2 separate regions of the Homo sapiens genome follow, and region 2 is linked to region 1. A link is an interaction called in ENCODE POLR2A ChIA-PET data of the cell type or tissue named here. Cell type or tissue: HCT116. All regions are shown on one strand. Links, peaks and the distances in the headings refer to the core of each region. The heading gives the core; the rest is flanking DNA.

What was found. Peaks named below come from ENCODE experiments on the same cell type or tissue, not always from the same donor. Only the 100,000 strongest peaks of a DNase experiment are listed, where the experiment ranks them.
Region 2: POLR2A ChIA-PET joins it to region 1 with 7 read pairs; 2 of 35 experiments call an interaction of 5 or more read pairs at or near these places.

The regions. Positions count from the first base shown.
Region 1 is chr7:89,856,781-89,859,932 of GRCh38, forward strand. No RefSeq gene overlaps it. Among named protein-coding and RNA genes, the nearest start is that of STEAP1, 300 kb to the right of the region's middle. In HCT116, for the core only: no CTCF peak of the experiment used is centred there; a DNase peak (open chromatin) is centred at 1,196.
Region 2 is chr7:88,235,283-88,238,434 of GRCh38, forward strand. No RefSeq gene overlaps it. Among named protein-coding and RNA genes, the nearest start is that of SRI, 17 kb to the left of the region's middle. In HCT116, for the core only: no CTCF peak of the experiment used is centred there; no DNase peak of the experiment used is centred there.

The sequences.
Region 1 (3,152 bases), core at 180-2,679:
AGATTTACAAAACTTGGTGGACAGGATTACATGGAGAATCCCCCAGCACTCGTGGGTTGTTGGGCATGTTGGCCATGTTTGAACCAGCTTTGTTTCATAGAGAACTTAGCCATCATGTGGGGCTAGTGGAAGTCCTGGGGCAACTGAGGATTTCTGGCTGGGGCTACCTCCCACTGTTATCCAAAGGCTCTCCAACTTTCCTATCACAATTTCCTCATTTCCTGGTCACAACCACCATATTTCTTATTCTCTCTGAGTATGCAATGTGCAGGAATTTTTATAGTTCAGGGAAGTAGTCTTGTTTGGCAAGATCAGGGAATGTCATAGTAACCAGGGATATAGCTCAAGGGAAGGCATCTTTGTGATTTTCTAGGAACAGAACCCCCCAACCCTTCCACAGTAGGCATTACTCTTGGCCCTTGGTCTGGAGAGCACATGGCATTTCCATGTCACTCTCTGCCCTTGGTCTGGAGAGCACATGGCAGTTCCAGGTCTCTCTCTGCCCTTGGTCTGGAGAGTACATGGCAGTTCCAGGTCTCTCTCTGCCCTTGGTCTGGAGAGCACATGGCAGTTCCAGGTCTCTCTCTGCCCTTGGTCTGGAGAACACATGGCATGTTATGGTCACTCTGCTGTTGGTCTAGAGAGCACATAGCAGTTGAAGGTTAAAAGAGGCACCTAGAGGAATGGGGATCCTCTCCATGAGGCAAATTGTCGGTCCTTTACAGAAACACTCTAGCTTCCCAATTCTCCCTTTTTGCAGCCCTCTTGTAGAGAACAGGCTGCTTCTGTGAATGACAAAACTCTGCCTTCAACAACTAGGAGTAAAATATCCTTCAAAGCTAAATTTTAGCCTCCATACTGTCCCATCAGCAGGAAAACGGCCATTCAGTCCCTATATTCTTTTAAGGCACCTATCCTGCCTCTAATTAGAATGGTACTTAATTAGTAAGGGGATTTTAAGTTCAGAAGTTAAATGTAACCATTCTCTAAGGGTACATGCTTTAGCACAGACCATAACAGCAAGATACAGAGCTCAAACTAGCACACTTTCTCCATTAAGGAGGGAAATGCAACTGTCACATAGTCTCTCCTGAGATCTGCAGGGAGCCAGGCAGGTCACACAAGGCCAGGACATCAAAGGGAAATCACAGGCAGAGGACTAGAGCTGCATGGGTGAGTGTGACTAATCCCAATCTCTTAGTTCCTCTGGTTCCATGGCTGGGGTTCACACCTGCAACCATGAGTAGCACGTTCAACAAGGTGCCAGGATCCAGGAACCAAGAGGGAAAAAAAGCAGAAAGGACACCCCCCACTGTCTTCCTCTCCACCCTGGGTCACACCAAAAGGAAGGAGACTAAAGGCATGCCTTTTTCTCACTTCTCATTCTAGAAAGGTACCATCATCAGCCTGCACTCGCCTGGAGTCCATTCTGAAACACAAAGACTCATTTCACCCTGAGACTTTAAAGAAAAAGTGGCTCATTTTCTTTTGCACAGGGGCATGACCTTCTTACTAGACCTTTGCAGGCATTACAAAATCAACCCAGCTCTTTTAGTAGTCATATCAGGCAGGCCTATGGAGAATGATTCTCCTAAGTTAGAGAAGCAACTTCAGGGGAAGAATCTGAGGATTCCCCTTAGTTGGGTCCCCCTCAAGTTCCCTTCTCATTACAGGACCTTAGGGAAATAAAGGGAGACTTAGGCCAATTTTCTAACGACCCTGATAGATATACAGTTTTCCAAAATTTAACTCAAGTGTTTGACCTTTCATGAAGGGATGTTATGCTGCTTCTAAACCAAACCCTAACTGCAGCTGAAAAACAGCCAGTTCTGCAGGCAGCAGATAATTTTGGGTATGAGTAATGTGTCTCCTGTGATAGGTAAAAAGGGAAAACAGAAAACGGAGAAGGTGAAAAATAGTGGTAACAACTTTGCCAATAGAAGGAAAGCAGTATTTCTTGACAACCCTAATTGGAAAATCTAGACTTTTCTATGGTGTTTTTCCTTCTTTCATGATTTAAAATGGCTTCTATCTATTCTTTTATAATGTTCCTCCAAACCGGGAAAAGTTAATTTCCCCAAATCTTAAAAGGCTTGGCTTAGAGTTCAGCTTGGGAAAAGGGAACCCAGAAGCCTGACATGCTAGCAAAAAGGTAAAAGCACTTTTTTACCAGTCAGGCTTTTGGCTTCTCTCTCCCTGTGAAAATCAGTAAACGAAATAGTAAGGAGCAATGTTTATATTCTCTGTAAAGTTTTAATCAATGAAAGAGGATTTGTGAGGTTGGTATTACACTGTAGCCAATCTGGTGTACTTTGTGTGTCTTTCTGTATAGTTCTGTCAAAAGAAAGAGTACCTTAGGTTAGGATACAGGCCCAGGATGCCATAAGCCTGCTGTTCAAGCCAGCTCAACAAAATGGTCCATAATAAACTTTACCTCCATCTTGTTTCATGTCCTTGGGAACATGTCCTATAACCACATGGCAATACTTTTTTTTAGTCTCTGTCTTCTTGTGCTAAGTCAGTTCCTGGGTGAGGGCCACAAATTCAGAAAAGCCAGTTTATCAATCTGGGTAGGGCTAGCTAATACATCAAGGGCAGGGTTTACAGAATATCTTAAGCACTGATCTTGAATGGATCAGAATCTTGTAATCTCCAGCTGTGTGACTCCTGAGCCATGGTTTCTAATCTTGTGGCTAGTTTCTTGGTCTGATCCGCAGGCTAGAGGGAAATATATCTTGGGAAGGGGCTGTTATTATCTTTGTTTTGGGCTATAGTCTGTAGACCAGGCTCCTCCCAAAGTTGGTTTGGCCTACACCCAGGGATGGGCAAGGACAGCTTGGGGGCTGAAAACAAAATGAAGTTGGATGAGATCTTTTTCACTGTCTCTGTCACCACTTTGCAATGATGGTTTCAAAAGCTGCTTGCCACCCCTTTAAAAATATCTTGTACACTCAAGGTTAAGTCATAACCTAATTAAGCCTTGTTTGTTTCATCTGTGAGGTTACTCTTTGTAAAGTTCAAGAGCCGAAAATCTTAACTGCTTGACATGGCTAATGTCCTTTGAAAGGATTTAAAAAGATTTTCTTAAAGAGTGCTCAGCTTAATTAAAAGTGGAAATTCTAGTTATAGGTAGATTTAAAAGACCTTTATGT
Region 2 (3,152 bases), core at 402-2,901, 1.6 Mb before region 1:
GTTTTGATAACATTTGTATTTTCTGGCATTTTTTGGTCCATTCTTTCATTTCTTGGCCTTCCTTTGCTCTTTTTCCTGTTCTTCTTGTAGACAGTATGTACCTGGGTTTTGTTTCAGCTGAATCTGAAGGTGAGTCTTTCATGAACGTACTCGTAGGAGTATTATATACTGACCATATTCTTGATATTCCTTCCACAGTACTATATTATTCATTTTTACTTGGTTGTTCACAATTTCTTTCTTGCTAATTAATTTGTAAGTCCCACAATATTTTTCAATTTTTAGCACTTAGACCTCTGTTTCTCAAAAATATGGTGCCCAATCTTTCTCCCTTCTGAATGCTTAATTTCCTCACTCTTTATTCCCAATAAGATAAGATCTTTAAAATATTTCTTCATCCCTGCTCCTCTCCTCTCCTAGCCTCCTCTCATTGCCTTTGAAATGTTTTTACTTTGTTCTTATCCTCAACCCCCTGCTCCTAGGAATTGCTAAGCACCTTTAGTTCTTTTTGTTTAGGACTGTTATTAGAGTATCTCTGGCATTATGTCTCTTCTATTGCGATGTTCCTTATTTTTACTTATTCTCCATAGCCCCAGACAGTTTGTCATTATCAATTTAAATGTAAATACATTTACTTTTCAAAGTTAATTGCTCATTACTCTTCTCCTCTTTTCTTCATAGACCCTTATTTTGAGTACTCTGTTCACATTCATTTATTGTTGGATATCTTTTCTTGAGTTTTTCCTTAAATCAGATATATTTTCTGAATTCATGCATATGCACAAATCTATGGTTGTTATAGGAGAGTTGGGCTACAGGTCTTTTCTCTTGCTCATCTGTGGATGCCACTCTATCTTCTACTATTGCAGATGAGACACTTGTTGCCAATCTCACTAATAGGCAAATTGTGTCTTTTGTCTGAATGCTCATAAGGTTTTCTCTTTATCCTTGGAGTTCAGGAATTTCTAGAATGTTACTTTGGGGTTTATCGTGTATGGATATATGTGTTTGTCTTCTAATTCTCTAATATTTTTTCCTCATGAATTGCATCTTTTTTTCTCTGTGCTTTGAAAGGTTTCTTCCACTTGATTTTCCAGGCCACTATTTGTCATTTCCTAGTGCTCCCTACCCTTCCTGCAGAGCTTTCAATTCAATGCTTATGGGCACTTATTTCCCAAAATAAAAGAAATTTCATATTGAAAATAAACAGATTATCAAGAAGTCATAATAGTCATTAGCTTTTATGCCAAAATAGCACAGTCTCAAACTTTATGAAAAGTGATAGAAATATGAGGAAAAATGGATTAATCTACAATCTTTCTGGAGGACTTTTACACATCTCTTTTAGATACCAAAAGATCAATTAGGCAGAAAACAAGAATACAGAAGACTAATATAGCACAATTAGCAAGTAGGATCTAACATACGCATACAACTGTGCACCCAACCAAAAAGGAAATGCACGTTCTTTCATATAGAATATCTCTGAAAATTTACCATGTAATAGACCACAAAGGAAGTTGCTCACAAATCCTGGAAAACAAATACATACGTACATGACACACCTTGTTCACTGAACACTGAACATACCTGTTGAATTCCACAATAGAACTGAAAAAGATTCAACAAAAAAAAATTTTAAAGTGTTCTACAGATAGCTGAAAATGTTAAAATATGGGTTTAAATAACTTTTTCGTTAAACAAGGCCTATAAAACTAAACTATAAAAATTTGGAAATAGACCAGGTGTGGTGGCTCACGCCTTTAATCCCAGCAGTTTGGGAGGCCAATGTAGGCAGATTACCTGAAGTTAGGAGTTCGAGACCAGCCTGGCCAACATGGTGAAACCCCGTCTCTACTAAATATACAAAAATTAACCAGGCATGATGGTGGGCACCTGTAATCCCAGCTACTTGGAAGGCTGAGGCAGAGAGAATTGCTTGAATCCGAGAGGCAGAGGTTGCAGTGAGCCGAGATAGTGCCACTGTACTCTAGCCTTGGCGACAGCAAGACTCTGTCTTGAAAAAAAATTGGAAATAAGATAATGAAAGTAGTACATTATTAATCATCCAAAGTAGTGTTCAGTGGAAAATTTACATTTTTCTTTTTTCTTTTTTTTTTTTTTTTTGAGACGGAGTTTCGCTTTTGTCGCCCAAGCTGGACTGTAAAGATGCAATCTTGGCTCAGTGCAAACTCCGCCTCCCAGGTTCAAGCGATTCTCCTGCCTCAGCCTCCTGGGTAGCTGGGATTATAGGCACGTGCCACCACGCTCAGTTAATTTTTGTATTTTTAGTAGAGACAGGGTTTCACCATATTGGCCAGGCTGGTCAAGAGCTCCTGACCTCCGGTGACCCACCCGCCTCAGCCTCCCAAAGTGCTGGGATTAGCCATGAGCCACCATGCCCAGCCTATATTTTTCTTAAATGTTTGCTCTAGCAAAGAAAGATTGAGTATAAATGAGCAAAGAAGCTGGGGAAATAAACAACATAATAAACCCAAATAAAGTAGAATGAAGGGATTTGAGAAATAAATATTGAAGAAAAATAAAACAAAAAAATCAATTTGAGCTTATTAACAAAATTCAAAGCTAGTTCTTTTAAGATGTCTAATACTATAGAAACATCTTTGGCCTGATATATGAAGGAGAAGAGAGCAAAAGGAAAAGGACACAGTAAATTTAAAAGTATGTTTTAATACAATACAATCTATGGCAGAATGCGTAATTGTTCACAATACTTTGCATCTCCCTGTATTCATGTCCTTTGTTATGTAAATTCGCAATTCCTCCTGGTAATGGTAAAATATATCCACCTCCATTCATAATATTGTGCTGGACTGTGTGATTTACTTTGGCAGAAGTGCCAGTGCCAGTTCTGAATCTAGGCCTTAAGGGTATCACATATGTCCACTTATCCCTCTTGTACTTCTTCCATCCCCAGGAGAAGAATGTGTCTCTGGTAGCCAATTGATCCAAAAAGGATCTGACATTTTCAGATGTGGAACCAAGGCCAGCCAAGCCCAGCCAAGCCCAGCATAGATCCGATCCGCCAAAGCCCAACTGTCTTACAGATGTATAAACTGGAATAAATGTTGCTTTATACTTAGTTTGGGGTGGTTTACTACACAGCATTATTATGGCTATGCTGACTAGCA